2 separate regions of the Homo sapiens genome follow, and region 2 is linked to region 1. The links are chromatin loops, found by intact Hi-C in ENCODE. Cell type or tissue: heart left ventricle. All regions are shown on one strand.

Region 1 (8,000 bases):
TTAATGTAGATTTATAACCATCTCCCAGCATATCACCTGAGCTAGAACAGCTATTTCTAGATGAGCCACACCTAGCTATTAATTTCATTCATTTTGTGAGATGGGCCAGATAGAAAAGTTGGTTTTCATGTTAAGTTGAATTATTAAAATTGGGGTAATTGGGGTGTTTATTTACGAATCGTTGGTTGAGGGAAGGAGAGGGGTGGTTAATAGGGCTTGACTCTTTTTCGCCCTTTTGCAGATCCTGAGATGTTTTAAGTTGGAAGAAGAATTAGTCATGATAAACTTTGCTGGGTCCAGTGAAGTTAATTGACTTTCCCCGGGCCTCAAAACTCATTAGTGGATGATGCAGGACCAGATTGCAGACATCCTAAAACATAACACTTTAGCTTGGTTGGAAGTTCTGTGAAAGCCCCCTGGAAGTTTTTGTTAAAAACTGAGCAAAATCTTCAGTCCATTTTCAGATAGGTACTTGGAGAAAGCAGCACACCTGCTGGCATCTGCATGGTGTTAATGGGAGGTATTGTACTCTGGAAATGAGTCACTTCCCACTAGTTCTCACCCTGGCCAATTGCTCTTCTCATGGAGATGGCTGTTGTTGCTGGGAACCAAAAGCCTGATGTGTATGTGTTCATTTATTTACTCCCCAGTCATTCATTCATTCTTCCATATATATATATATATATACACGAACATATATATCTCCATATATTCATTTATTTGTCTGTGTGTACATACATATGTATATGTATATATTATCATATCATCATATATATACATGGCTAGTATAGATACATATATATACTGGCTAGGCACAAGGCACTCTTCCAAGCACTCAGGATATAACAGTGAACAAAATTTATGAAAGTACTTATTTTAATGCAGCTTACATTCTTGCTGTAGACTACAAACAATAAACATAATAAATAAGACAATTACAGAGGATGCTGGAAGCTAGTAAGTACCTGGTGGAGTACTAATTGGGAATGCAGGTAAGGGTTGCAATGTGTTATGGACTAAACATTTGTGTGCCCCCAAAATTCATATATTGAAATCCTAACTTTCAATGTGATGGTATTAGGAGGTGAGGCCTTTGGCAGGTGATCAGGTGATGAGGGTGGAGCCCTTATAAATGGGATTAGTGCCCTCATAAAAAGAACCCAGAGAGCTCCCTTGCTGTCTTTCTGAGAAGTTAACAGTCTGCAACCTGGATCCAGATCATTCAGGGCTTTGCAGGCCATTGGAAAGACCTCGGCTTTTACTCTGCATTAGGTGGGAGAGCCATGGAGGGTTTTGAACATGGAGTGAGGGGGATGGGATCTGACCCACATACTGAAGGGGTCACTTCAGTTGCTGGCTTGCGAATAGACCAGATGGGTCAAGGAGAGAAACAGGAGACCAGTTAGGAAACTGTTTTAGTAAGTGAATCCCCTTCCTGAACTTGATGAAGGGGGGATCTGCAAGTAGTGAGCACTTCCAAACTGGACCACATGGGGAGGAATTCTGCCATCACATTCAACTTACCCCACTTCAATTAAATGCAATTAACTGCAGGTAACAAAATGTGGAAGTTACAGCTCCTACATTCTGCCAGGTTTGAAGGACAAAGGGCCTAGCACTCGTCAGACTCGCGTCTATGCAGAGGGCTGCTCTGACCATCCCTTCTAGCAATTGTCTAGTAGCTTCTTTCTTACCAAAGATGAAGATAAAAGCTATGAAAGGCCTCATAAGGGCAAGAGCGTCATTTCTTTTCCTAGTTGATTGATGTGGTGACAAATCAAGAAAGAACTAGGAAGAAGAAAGACAGAAACATAATAGTTAGGAAATTAATATCAGATTACAATATTGGTGGGAACACAGTCATAGAATATAACAGTACATACTTATTCCAAGGCCTCTGACTCACTAAATTTGGGGCATTCTCTGTTAATAAGAACAATGGTAGGAAATATTTATCACCTGCTTACCATGGGCCAAGTACTATGCTTGTTTACTTTGTCATATTATCTTATTAGATTTTTGCAGCCATTCTGCAAATCAAGTATTATCCCTACTCTGCAGATGGAGGAAACTAGGCTCAGAGAGTCCAGAAGTTTGTCCAAGGTCTTATAGCAAGTCCGTGATGAAGCCAGCATGCTAGCTAACCCCAAGCTGTCTGATTCCAGAATCAAGCCCTTAAACCCTACACTCTTCTCCTTTGGTCATGAAAAATAGTTCTGATATCAGAAGCTGATGTTCTAAATAGGATTGAAGATTTATGTTTAAATAAATTTAGTTTAACTTCACCTTTAATCTGTACTCCTCTATTTACCCAATATTCAAAGAGCAAGTAAGACCTGTTAGCTACTAATAAGAGTGCTGTAAACTCTAAGAAATACATTTTGAAAAGTGCGTTAGGTGCTTTGGGAATGTTTTATCAAATAATTGCAAAGGTCATAGATAGTTGACTCTTCAGACTAGTGGCATTTTGTTAGGATTACGTTTGTATAAAAATATTATGAATTATATAGAGGCATGGCCTAAAGCAACTAAAAGCAGCACTTTCTAACATTTATTCTCTGTATTCAGACTACATGAAATATTCCCCAGATATTTATTTTGCTATGGCTGGAGGACAGGTTTGCATATATCCCACTAGCCAATGTATGTCCTGTTTCAGGTGTCTGATTGAATTATAATCTGTACGAATCCTATCAGTCTTGTTGTAGAGATAAACTCTTGTTTAGCACTAGCTCTTTGTGGAAATACAACTACTTCAGATAATGGCCAAGTAATTCTCCTTTATCAACTGCTCAGGGTCTGATCCGGAAATCAAAAAAGGGAGCCCTTTCAATAAAGATTCTGATCTCTCGGAAACAAGGCAAGCTCTGACACACAACATCTCATTCTGCTGCCTATCAGTGATGAGAGGCTCTCCATTTTGCTGCATGCCATTCAGACACTGGGAGGGAGGGAGAAATACTGTTTAGTAAATTAACTAATTTCTCAAAAATTACAATGTGAACTCACACATATTTTGCTGTCTTTTTTGATACCACCATAATACAGGGCTAGAATATCTCGTAACAGGAAATAAATTTGTAATCATCTTCTGAAATGTAGGGTGGTCAAGTAAGATAGCAGATTTTTGCCCTGTAGCGGCTCAATAATCTATTCATCAAGTTTTCACACGGTACACTTGCAGAGCCAAGACTTAAGAAATTATACCGTGTGCGTTTTAAGGACAAAGATTCTGACAGCCTGGGAATCTGGAGACCCAGAGTCAAACCTCGGGAGAACCAATGTGTCTGGCATTTGGATTCTACTTTATAAAAATGATAATATTAGACTAGTTCTTAGTTGGCAAACTGGCAGCCTAGAGGCTAAATGCTGCCATGATAAATATGTTGAGTTTGGTTCACATAAGGTGGTGGTGGTTTAATTATGCCAACATTAGAAAATTTGAGCAGTTTCACAGAAAAGTCTGGATTCTTGAAAAGTTTTGAAAAATAAAATGATCTAGAAATATTGGGCCTGAAATTTCAAATAGTAGCAGTATTTTAGAGCAGTGTACCAGCTGTTTAGAGGGCACATATCAAATTTGCACCAGAGGCCCCAACATCCCCTGTTGTCTTCCATACATACTCAATTTCATGTATTCACATTACTTGCCCAGCCCCTGTGTAAGATCGTCTCAGAATAAGATACTGGGATGAACTAAGAAACAAACTCATTCAACTACCCATGAAAGGTCCTTTTTAGACTCTGCATTGATGTTGGCCACAACTCCTAAACCTAATTCTGCAGTATTTTGGATTTACATTGTTATAGCGTCTTGGCTTGGTAAAAATAATGCCCACTTCAATTTTGATTGTTTTAACATTTAAATGTTAGGTACTGCAGATAATGCCATTAAAAATTTAACCACCCTTGTGTGACGTGGAGGTTGTAGGAAAAAAAAAAAATTAACCACTCATAGCTGAATCCTTTGAACAGTTAAAATTTATCTTTTGTTAATGCTGTGTATCAGAAATGAGGCTTTTAAAACTTGTTTTGATTAGTGTTTGTTACTTTTATAAGTAAACAGCTCCTTTCCTTCATATACAGAGCCTACGTCACTTGTCTGGAGGAGTTATTTAGTCTTGTTATTTGTGAGCAGAAATTTTTAAAAGGTTGAATTTGGCAAATATAGATATGCCTAACATGGTAAGAGGAATGATTGTAAACAGTCTCCCAGTTTCAGAGCTGCCACATTGCAAGACCTATAGAGACACAAGGTAAGTTACGTAGATACAAACACAGATCTGAAGCTACACGTAACTTAATACCTTGCAACTGGTGTGTGTTGAGCTTTAATAGAGCTATTTTATGAATTAATGGGTGATTCTTTGATAAGAATGTGCAATTGATCTCTTCTTTTGTCCCAAAGAATTTCATTTGAACTTTGTTTAAACTTCTTTTCATCTAAGCAAAAGGAAGACTTGATATGTACCCAAAGTTATTTTGCTAATGGTCCATACAACCCTTTTGATTCCTTTTTTTAGATAACTTTTGAGCCAAAGTCTATGTTCCTATTTATATTGTGTTTCTCAAAATCTTCAGCAATCAAGATGATTAGTCCTAAATGCTCTAAAGCTAGCAATTTATTTTCTTTTCCTATTTTCAACCTGTCTGAAAACTGGCTCACCATTCCTCACCCCACATTCTTCTATTTGGGTGTAACATTCCGAGATGCAGAGTTGCAAATTTCTTCAACCTTAAAGTTAGCTTCTATGATTGGATCTTTGGACAAAATTGACATGTAGTGACTTACTCCTACCAAAAAAAAAACATATATATATGCAGAAAATTTTGCATTCATACTGTGGAATTTGAGTCCAGACACCAAATACAAGATGCAGCTAATGTCCGTAACGTTTCTTTAAATGCTATCGTACTGACTCTGGGTTGTCTGTCTCTTGAGACATAGGCGACTTGAGCATTTGTAGTGGGCCTGTCCTTTGGGCAGACTTGTTGTTGCTAAAAATACTAGTTGGCTCGGTATATTCAAACTGTCTTTGCCATGTTCAAGGTAGAGAGTTGTTCACTATCCAGAAGCTTTATTACAAAGTCTAGGACACTTCCCATCCTTGGAACTCATCTTTTTGTCTTTGGAAGTCTTAAAATTTATAGTTCAAGCATTCTCTTTCCCAGTCGAAAAATATAATTCAGAAGCCAAGAGTTTATATATAGATAGATAGATAGTACATGCTAGTTTAAAAATGAATGTAAAAGGCCATTAAAGTTGCTTTTTAAGGTTTGAAATCCCCAAGCTTTACTTCAATTGATTGAAATGATACATGTATTCAAATGTATACCTACCAATTTTTGTATTTTGTATTTCTATACACACATTTTATATTTTGAGACTTAACCTACCTTTTGCACATAAAGCAGCCTTCTGTACCAAAGTTACTGAGTTTGGACTTTGTTTCCACCATCATAAATCATGCAGATGAGATCTGTGGTTATTTTCAGCCACACATGATGAAAATACTCTGTGCCTCATTGATGTTTCTGGGTTAAATCTTTGCAGAATTGTGTTCTTGGAAGTTTGTTCTTCCTATTATTTATTTTTATTTATATTTATTTATTTATTTATTTTGAGACGGAGTTTCGCTCTTGTTGCCCAGGCTGGAGTGCGATGGCTTGATCTCGGCTCACCACAACCTTCGCAGCCTGGGTTCAAGCAATTCTCCTGCCTCAGCCTCCCGAGTAGCTGGGATTACAGGCATGCACCACCACGCCTGCCTAATTCTGTATTTTTAGTAGAGATGGGGTTTCTCCATGTTGGTCAGGCTGGTCTTGAACTCCTGACCTCAGGTGATCTGCCCACCTCGGCCTCCCAAAGTGCTGGGATTACAGGCGTAAGCCACTGTGCCCAGCCCCTATTATTTTCTTAGGGTGCCTTTTAAACTGCTTGGTGCAAACCCTTCTCACTTTAGGAAGACCTTAATCTTCCCGCTTGCACCTCTTCCTGCCCCCTGCCTCCAACCCCTCCTTTTACCATAAAAGAGAAGGGATCTGTTAGTAGTCATTTATTCTTGTGGGTGACTGACTAGTGACATTTGGGAGGAATTAGTTCCTGTCAGGGTATTCTGGGTAAGTATCTGCAATTGTGAAATAACATCCTAAGAGTTCGTTTCTCATTACAGGAACTTAAAACCAATAAACTAGCAAGGGAGTGAATACTTTAGGGACCCCAGGAATCATCCAAACCTTTGACTGCCTTTGAGACTAAATCTTTTAAAATTCTTTTAGAGGTTATTAGGGCAGGAAAGGGAAGTTTAGAAGCCACCACATCTGGTGATTCCATGCTAAAGGCCCCCTGTCTCTTGTGAAGAGATAACCTCAAGCGCTGACTCAGTATTCTGAAATGTCTTCTGGAATCAGCTGAGGCTGAGGACCCTTTACTTAAATATTGTCCTGGAGAGGGGAGAAGCACAGGAAGGCATACTAAGTAACCCCTGACCAACCTCTATGAGAAAACATCCTACGAGAAACATGACAACTGACAAAAACTGCTGACAATCAACCATGCAAATTGTGAAGTGTCAGAACTCTTTGGCTTTTAAAAATTAACCTTTGTTATTTAGATAGTAATAATTACCCATGTCTAAATAATCCAAGCAATTCTTTTCTCTAATAAGTTGGTTGCTCCACACTGTGCTTTTTTTGGACACCTCCTCCAGGCTCAGGCCTAGTCCTCATCCTGCCCCCAACCACCTTCAACTTGACCTTCCTTCTTTCTTCTCAAGTGGTATGCATGTTTATTTAAGTTTCTGACCCAGTTATTTATTTAGGCGGTGTTGAGTGAAAATTTCAAATGTTAGATTCCTTTAAAATTCCTCCACCCCCTATCACCCCTGCCTTCCAAATAAAAAGATCCATTGCCCTGGAATGCACCACTGTGTCTTCTTGCTGTGTGGTACAAATGTAAAACAAAAACAAAAACAAAAACATGTGTCTCTGGTGCTTTTTCATTAATAGAGGTTTTAGAAAAATGTGCCCAGTGCCTTTTACAAATATCTTTCAGCCCTGTCTCTTCACCATCCAAGTGAAGTGGACACTGGGGAGGTATTGATGCTATCTTCCATGTCAGAAACTCTTTCTTTTCGCATTTTTATAAATGCAAAATAGACCAAAGAATAGAAACATCATAAATACATCTTGAGATTTTTGGCTGCTAGCAGCATTATATCCATAGTCACAATTAATGTTCACATCAAACCTGTAAGGTTGATGCTTTTATTTTGTATTTTATCATAGTGGTAGTGGTGGGGAGAGAGACATTGCTAAGCCCAGGGTGGTTAGGGAACATACCCAAGGACACATAACTAGTAATTGAGAGAGCAACGTGCTTTCACCCTGCTCAAGTTACTTAATGAGTGTAGACTATGGATAAAGTGCAGACTGTAAGCTCTATTTCCAAATACAGAAAAAGGAAGTTAGGTGAAGAAGAATTAACGAAGCATTTGTAAATCGCTTCACCCAGTGCCTGGCACATGGTAAATTCTCAGTAAATGTTAGAAAGTATTATTATCCCAGTATAAACTCTTTGAGAACTTTCTTTCAGGGAGAATTTTAATGACCCATTATTTCTTACTAGTGAGATGTGAAGTTATTGACTTATCACTGCTGAGCTTGGCATGTTGAGCTCTGTTTCTGTTTATTAATGTGATGAGGTTACTTATGGGGAGGGAGGATCCCTGCTGTGTGGTGGCGGTAATTATCAGCATTGCTGTGTGGCTGTAGGAACCAATTGCTAGCAAGTGCTGTTTTTTTTCTTTTTTTTTTTTAAATCCCATTATATAATTTAACAATCATTTTGTTCCATAGTGAGAGGAAAAGAATTTAGCAGCCTTCAGCTGGAGCTGAATGGGAAAGCAAATTATAGAAATCACTGACAGTAGTGCCTGGCTAGAGTAGGATTGTTTCCTACTGAATATTTGAAAGTATGTTGTCCAATCTAATTTTGAAAG
Region 2 (8,000 bases), 110 kb before region 1:
GCAGCTCCGGGCAACTAATACACCCTTCTGGAGAGAAGTTCATGAGAACTAATTTAATGCACAACACCATGGTGCACTAATGTGTGGGTCAATGATTGAATTTGGATGAAAGAATGAATAGAGTATTGTGTTTGCTCTCTTCAGTGGTAAGAGATCAGGGTGAGTTCAGGATATTTGTTCCATTTCAGTTGTCTATTAACAGGAAAAAATGTGGATTCACAGTTCACGTCATCATCAGTTGAGAAGGCTGGCTGAATAATGGCCCGTGTGGTTGTCTTTAGAAATAAAGCTGTGTTTTTGTCACTGTGGCCAAGGGGGATATAAATAAGCTAGTCACTAAATGTTAAAATGGTGGCAACTCTTCCCTTTCTGCTTTCAAAGCAGAATCTTAGTCCTCACATCTCCTACCCCTGCTTCCTCAGGCAATTCGTGTTTTTCCCTCTGGTTGAAAGGCTCACTTCAGGATAAAGCAGGAGGGGGGGTTTGTGGTTGTTGTTACTAATGACTTTTAGATCTTGTGTTGCATTTTATATTTTCAGAACATTTTACAGTTGTTGATTGAGTTCCCTAGCACTCAGGAATTTGTGATATTAAAATGCTTTTTGTTTGCAAAGGACAAAGATGTTCAGTGATACTTGAAAGCTACACTAATCAGATATTCATGAGTATGGGGTGCGGCCTGACCTCCCTTCTGCCTCCTGAATCCTTCTCCTCACTCTAGATTCAGGACAGTGCCACCTCTATAAATGATCCCCTCAAGCCTCATAACTCTCTATCGTTTTATTGTGTTTTATTATTTATTTATTTATTGTTTGTGTGGGTTTTCCCTAGTAGATTATGAGGTTTTGGAGGACAGGTAACCACACTCACCCAGCAGGCATGCAGGAACTATCTCTTGAATGAACAAGCGAATTAATGAGTGAATGAAATTACTAGAACTGACTTAGGCCAGGAATTTCTCATCTTTTAGCAGCTACTTCCCATTTTATACATCCAAGATCATATCCGTGAAACCACAGTGAGTCTTTAGACAAATTACAGAGAGGCAGAAATGGGATGGCAACATCAACTTGGAGAACCTCTGGATCAGCCATAGGCTCTACATGGATCTTCTGGTCTCGCTGTCATGGAGGATTGAGTCATATTTTCAAGGCTGTCCTCTTGAGACCACTGCTCAGAGGTGCCAGTCAAAGGTCTCAGGGTCATAGGCAGAGGGGGAAGGCCAGATAGGCCACTGTGGCTCTGAGTATAGAGGGATAAGGCTAAAGTAGAGGTTCTCATAATCCAGAAATCGTCTCTGATGCTGGAAGTCTTCAGCTGCACTAAGAGATGTGGTTGTAAAGGGACTCCAGCAACAGAAAGCATAGCCATCCTCACCTCTTGAGAATGAGCTTTGTTTTGCTTATGTTATTTTACTTTTCATCTATATATCTGCGTGCTTATGAACATCCTGTAATATGGCACCAAGTATTAAACATTTATGGAGCAACTGAAATATTCAGGATAGAATGTTTAAATTAGCGCTGGTCTCTGCCTTCCTTCCTGCCTGTGTGTTTCTCTGTTTTGTACCCTAGCCCATTCCGGCAACGACTATAGAGCATCACACTTATCAGATGATGTCATACCGTGCCCGGATGAAAGCTAGTTCTCAAGGCACTCAGATCATGGCACAAAACAAAGAGGAAAGATGTGTCTTTAAGTCATTCATTTAGCACTATAACTGCATTTTCAGAGGGAACTTCTATCCATGTTTATTCTCAAGATTGAAGGACTCAGTGCAGCTCTCGTGGTGACAGATTGGCTCTTCTTGTGTGTTTTTTCTCTTGCTGTTTAGACGTAAGGACCCCTTTTCTCCCACCTCAACATGGCTACATGTTTGTTATTTCATGATAATTTTTAAAAAAATCATAAGTGAACCTTCACACTGTTAGAATTATTTAATTGTAAGTGAATATCTTATTAGAATTATTTTTACCTGCAAGACTACTCTTTTATGTAACAACTGTCTAATGACAAAAGTGGTAATTATATACTTTGCTACCTACAAATGATAGGAAAACAGAGTAAGCTATTTCTGGGGCCCTCTCTGCCACTCATTCTGTGAGGCCTCCATCACATCACCTGACCCCTCACATCCACAGCTTTCCTAATCTTTAACATGAACAGGTTGAAGTTGAGGATCCCTAATTTCCCTTCCAGATCCACTGTTCTGTGATTCTAGGTATGTGTAACCCAGCTATTTAAAAAAAAAGAAAGAAAGAAAGAAAGAAAGAAAGAAAGCTAAATGTTGGTAGAGAGTATCACAAAAAAATAACAAAGATACACTTTAAAAAATTGGTCAAGCTGCAATCCTTAGAGGCAATATTCCTGGTTTTGAGTTTATAAACTACCTGCTGGTAAAATCTCTTCAGTAGTTTCTACACATTTGCATTCTTCCTTCGTTTTCAAAACACTGTCTCGGTGACTGCAAAGTGATTCCCCTGATGTATAATCTCTTATTCGGCGTAGCACCCTGGGAGGATGCGAGATCCACGTGGAGAAGTTAAGCACACACAGATCTGCAAGGTCAGAAGTACATTAAATGGCACGCTGTGGTCCAAGACTTTCATCTTTAAGCATCAGTAATTGCCATGAATACTCAAGGAGGTGCCCTGTGTGAGAGCTGCTGGATTTGAGCCATAAGCCATAGTTCAGGAATATGAATCTTGTGAAAGCCAAAGTAGTAATATTGTCAGAGACACACAGGTAAGGCCATGAATGAATAAACTGGACATCGTGACATTCCAGCTGAAAAAAGAGCAATTTATTAAGTTTCAGCACCATAGATGAAGGAAACTGGTAAATTTACTGGATGTATTTTAGGAACTTAAAAATTGATGATGAAACAGGAAAGAGACCCCAGCTAAAAGAAAACTTCTGGCACAAACAATTCAAAGCACCCAGTTAAATAGATCTTCTGACCCATTGGATACCCACCAAGAACAAGGCAATTTGGGCACATCCAAAGTGGTTTGTGTGGGTAGTCGTTAAAACCTGAGTATTACTTCAATTATCTGAGACCTAACGGAGGGCAGTTATTCTAAATAGTCAGGCTACCACCCTCTAGATGCAACTGTTTTTTTTAAGTTTGAAAACGGAAATATTTAAAATAATATACTACATATAGTTACATAGAACTATTTTCATATAAAAATAATATTTTTCTGATAATTTTGGAAGAATTAGAAAAACACAGAGCTCGCAAATGGATCATCTCACTATCCAGAGATAACTTTTATTAATCTTTTGATGTATTTCCTTCCAGTCCCCCCATATTTTAAACTTATTATATATTCATTTGTGGACATATTTTTAAAATCAGATATGCCAGTCTAGCCCTTTTTTTTTTTTTTTTTTTTTTTTTTTTAATCTGGAGCTGCCGTTAGGGACAGCTGAGGAAGTGCAGAGCAATGCCACAAAATGTCTCCCCTCCCTTTTTTTCTCCACAGCCCAGATGGCTAAGATTTGTGGTGGGTGGGCAGGCGCACCCGCCCCCAACCCCCGAAGTCACATGTACTCTTGGTGGCTTTGGCACTTCCTGACCTTGCGTGTATGTTTGCTGCTGGAATCCTTCACACTCTTGCCAATGCGGCTATAAAAATCTAGGTGGCTGAGTTTTTGCTTATCTGAATTACAGGAAAGTTGATGATGAAAGAGGGAAATATTAATGATGGGTTTTGTTCTCTAAATTCCTTTGTAAAGAAAGGATGTGATTTGTTCTATTCTTCCACTCACATAACTTGTTAAAATAATGGGAAAGCCAGGAAAAAAGTGTTTGGAGAATGATGGTGAATACTTTTGGGTTAGTTGGGCTCAGGTGACATGCTTGTTTTCTGGGGGAAGGTTCTCAATACTAAGAGATTACTTCCAGGTGGCAACCCAATGTAGAAAAATCAGCGTGTGCTCTGGAATCAGACAAACCCAGATCTGAATTCTGGTTTTTCTTCCCTCTTTTGTGTCATCTTAAGCAAGTTACTTAGTTTCCGTGAGCATCAGTTTCTTCATCTATGTACTACAAGTGATGGATGCATACTTCTCAAATGTTTAGGGAGCTTAAATGGAAATATACTTGGAGTTCCTAGCACACAGTAGGTGCTTACTCGTGAGCTTGTTCCTTCTGCATTTCCCAGCTGTTTCTGGAAAGTGTGCTGTCATCAGCAAGTGAGTGAATAATAATTGTATGCTAATATTTACCCACACAAATACTTCGCGCAAAACTATTCGTATAATGTTAATCAGTGAAAAAGGTTCTCATCATGTATTATGAGTTGAATTTTCTTTCCCGTCTATTAACAAACTTTGAATGGGAAAGCTACTGAATTGAATTTTTTTTCTCTCTCTCTCTCTGCTATACTGTGGGGACATGCTTTTATATTTGCAAATAAAGCTCACATATATCTTTTTATTACATTCTCACCATCCCACCAGAATTTTAATGAGTAGGAGCGGTGAGTGGAGATTGAGATTCAGGGGCCACTTGTGTTTGAGCTGACAAGATATACACATTTGGGGAAACAGAACATGATCTGAATTAACTGGGAAGCACATGTTTCATAAGTGCTTGATATATTCCTGAAAGAAAATTAAAAAGTAAATATTTTTGCTTGTTGCAGCCATTCTAAAGAGTGTGCTATCAGCTTTCTTTTTGTTTGTTTGTTTGTTTTTTAACTCTGCTTATCAACATGTAAGGTGAGGGACTAGTAGACTTTGTATTATAATGCTTGAAAAGAAAAGCTTTATTTAAATATCAAATATGAACATGTAACAAGAGATTGCTTAACAACTGTGTAGAATAGGAAAAAGAATTGGAAAATTTTCATACAAAAAGTAAAAGAAATTGAGGGGAGGGAAACAAATGAATCCAAACTCTTATTTTCTTTTCTCTGTTAACTTTCAGGAAGGCCAAAATGAGATTTAATGTACTGTATGAAGTATCTTGTAGCTTTGCTGTTTTGTTCATTTGCTTACCCTTTTATCTCTCTTAAATTTTAATTTCTAAATCTATAGCCCTACATTCATTAATTGATTTGGTTATCAAACATCTTTTCTGTGCTAGTTTTAGGAGAAAGAAAAATTTCCCCTAAAATTGTAAATTTTGATTTACAATTGTGACTGTAAATCTCATAATCTTGGTGGGTTGCAATCCTGTAAACAAAAATGATGGCTCAGCAGCTCTATAAGAGGCTGCATTAGATTCAGTATGAGCCCAGTCCCACTGTTTGTGGAGGGAGAAGATGCAGTCCAGACAAGTCCATAGCTTCAACTGTGAGTCATATAGTTTGCCAGGCAGAGAGCTATGGGAGGTATTACCAAAGAGGCAGTAGCATGTGTCTTTTATCATGGATCATTTCAATTTTTTAAAAAAGTAGGTATGTTATAAATAATAATGAAAAATGAGTAAAGAAGTAAAGGTGGTAACTAACATGGGAAGAAGTTAAGTAATAGGTAAGGAAGTGTGTGATTAAGAGCTCCAGTGAGTGGCTGTGATGATGGGATTTCAGAAAAAGGATTTCTTTGCAAAAGCAGAGAGGAAGAATAGCAGATGGTGAATGAGATAAAGTTTTTCTCCCCAAGAGGACAACTAGGAAGCAAAAATCCAGAGAAAGGAAAAGTCTGGGCTACTGGTGAAAGCTGGACTTCAAGAAAAATAGTTTAAGGATGTTTAAGTTTTTTAGTTTTTAGACACCCAGCTGCTTGTGTGACACCACATTGCAAAGTTATTATTTAGTAATATTTTGAATGAAAGGTCTCTCTTCATAAAACCCCCACCCTTTACAAACTATTAGTCTCAGAAACCCTTTACATTCTTAAAAGTTACTGAGGACTTCAAGAAGCTTTTGTTTATGTTAGTTATATCTACCAATGTTTATTGTAAGATCAGTAATTGGGAGTTTATTAAATATAATGAAGCATTTTTTTAAACTTTGATTTTGGTTCAGGGGTGCACGTGCAAGTTTGTTCTACAGATAAATTGCATGCTTCAGGGGTTTGGTGTACATATTATTTGTTCACCCAGATGGTAAGCATAGTACATGATAGATAGTTGTTTGATCCTCACCCTCCTCCCATCCTCCACTTTCCAGTAGGCCCTGTTGTCTGTTGTTCCCTTCTTTGTGTCCAGGTGTACTCAATGTTTAGCTCTCACTTATTAAGTGAGAATATACAGTATTTGGCTGTCTTTTCCTGTGTTATTTTACTTGGGATGATGACCTCCAGCTCCATCCATGTTGCTGCAAAAGACATGGTCTCATTCTTTCTCATGGATGCATAGTATTCCATGGTGTATATGTACCACATTTTTTTTTTCCAGTCTACCAATGATGGGCATTTAGGTTGATTCCATGTTTCTGTTACTGTGAATAGTGCTACAGTGATCATAACATGTGCATGTGTCTTTATGGTAGAATGATTTATATTCCTTTGGGTATATATGCTGTAATGGGATTGCTGGTTCAAAATGGTAGTTCTGTTTTTAAGTGCTTTGAGAAATCACCGAACTGCTTTCCATAGTGGCAAAATGAATTTACATTTCCACCAGCAGTGTATAAGCATTCCCTTTTCTTTACAGCCTTGTCAGCATCTGTTGTTTTTTGACTTTTTAATAACCATTCTAACTGGTGTGAGATGGTATTTCATTGTGGTTTTGGTTTGCATTTCTCTAATGATTAGTGATGTTGAGCATTTTTTCATATGCTTGTTGGATGCATGTATGTCTTCTTTTGAAAAGTGTTCATGTCCTTTGCCCACTTTTAAGTGGTGGTGTTTGTTTTTTGCTTGTTCAATTAAGCTCCCTATGGAGTCTGGATATTAGGCCTTTGTGAGATGCATAGTTTGCAAATATTTTGTCCCATTCCATAAGTTGTTTGCTTTCTTGAAAGTTTCTTCTGCTGTGCAGAAGCTCTTTGATTTAATTAGGTCCTATTTGTTAATTTTTGGTTTTGTTTGAATTGCTTTTGGCATCTTTGTCATAAAATCTTTGCCAGGGCCTATGTCTAGAATGGTATTTCCTGGGTTTTCTTCAAGGATTTTTATAGTTTTAAGTTTTACATTGAAATTTTTGATGCATTTTTGAGTTGATTTTTGTGTGTGGTGTAAGGAAGGGGTGCAGGATGGCTAACCAGTTATCTCAGCACCATTTATTGTATAGGGAATCCTTTCCCCATTGCTTGTTTTTGTCAGCTTCGTCAAAGATCAGGTGGTTGTAGGCGTGTGTCTTTATTTCTGGGTTCTCTGTTCTGTTTCATTCATCTATATGTCTGTTTTTGTACTAGTACCATGCTGTTTTGGTTACTATAGCACTGTAGTATAGTTTGAAGTCTGGTAATGTGATGCTTCTTGCTTGCTTCTTTTTCCTAGGATTGTTTTCACTACTCAGGCTCTTTTTTGGTTCCATATGAATTTTATAATAGTTTTTTCTAATTCTGTGAATAATGTCATTGGTAGTTCAATAGAAATAGCATTTAATCTGTAAATTGCTTGGGATAGGATGGCCAATTTAACAATATCGATTCTTCCAGTGATAGATTTTTCAAGTACAAGAATATATAAACATTTCATTAGCTGCAGAGTGATAACGTCATCTCGTGGCACATAGCCTCTGGAAAATTTCACTGTACAATTGTGAAGAATGAGAATGAAAAAGTCTTATAACATTATAGTATTATTATAAAGATGTCTTGACCTCATGGACCCCTGAAAGGGTCTCAGAGATCCTCAGAGGTCCCCAAACCACTTTGAGAACCATCCCAGACCATTGACAGGAGATGTTTATACTCAAGATTTGGGATGATTGTGCTGATTCTTTCATTTAGTCAACTGTCAGTTCTTTTTCCAGGATAAATAGGCTTATACGCAGTTTTGAAAATGAAGGCTGAATTTCACAAATCACTTGTGGTCTGGAATTGGTACTACTAGTGGTAAAAAAGTAAGAAAACTCAAAACAACAAAGAACGAAATTCAAT

What was found. Peaks named below come from ENCODE experiments on the same cell type or tissue, not always from the same donor. Only the 100,000 strongest peaks of a DNase experiment are listed, where the experiment ranks them.
Region 2: a loop joins it to region 1, with 2.3 times the contacts of the local background. A loop is called at or near these places in 8 of 110 quality-filtered maps.

The regions. Positions count from the first base shown.
Region 1 is chr3:171,199,023-171,207,022 of GRCh38, reverse strand. The region is part of intron 4 of TNIK (TRAF2 and NCK interacting kinase); the gene reads left to right. Among named protein-coding and RNA genes, the nearest start is that of MIR569, 96 kb to the right of the region's middle. RefSeq lists a silencer at 448-627 and an enhancer at 154-763. In heart left ventricle, no CTCF peak of the experiment used is centred here; no DNase peak of the experiment used is centred here.
Region 2 is chr3:171,307,520-171,315,519 of GRCh38, reverse strand. All of the region lies in intron 2 of TNIK (TRAF2 and NCK interacting kinase), which reads left to right. Among named protein-coding and RNA genes, the nearest start is that of TNIK, 150 kb to the left of the region's middle. In heart left ventricle, no CTCF peak of the experiment used is centred here; no DNase peak of the experiment used is centred here; H3K27ac peaks cover 1,007 bases.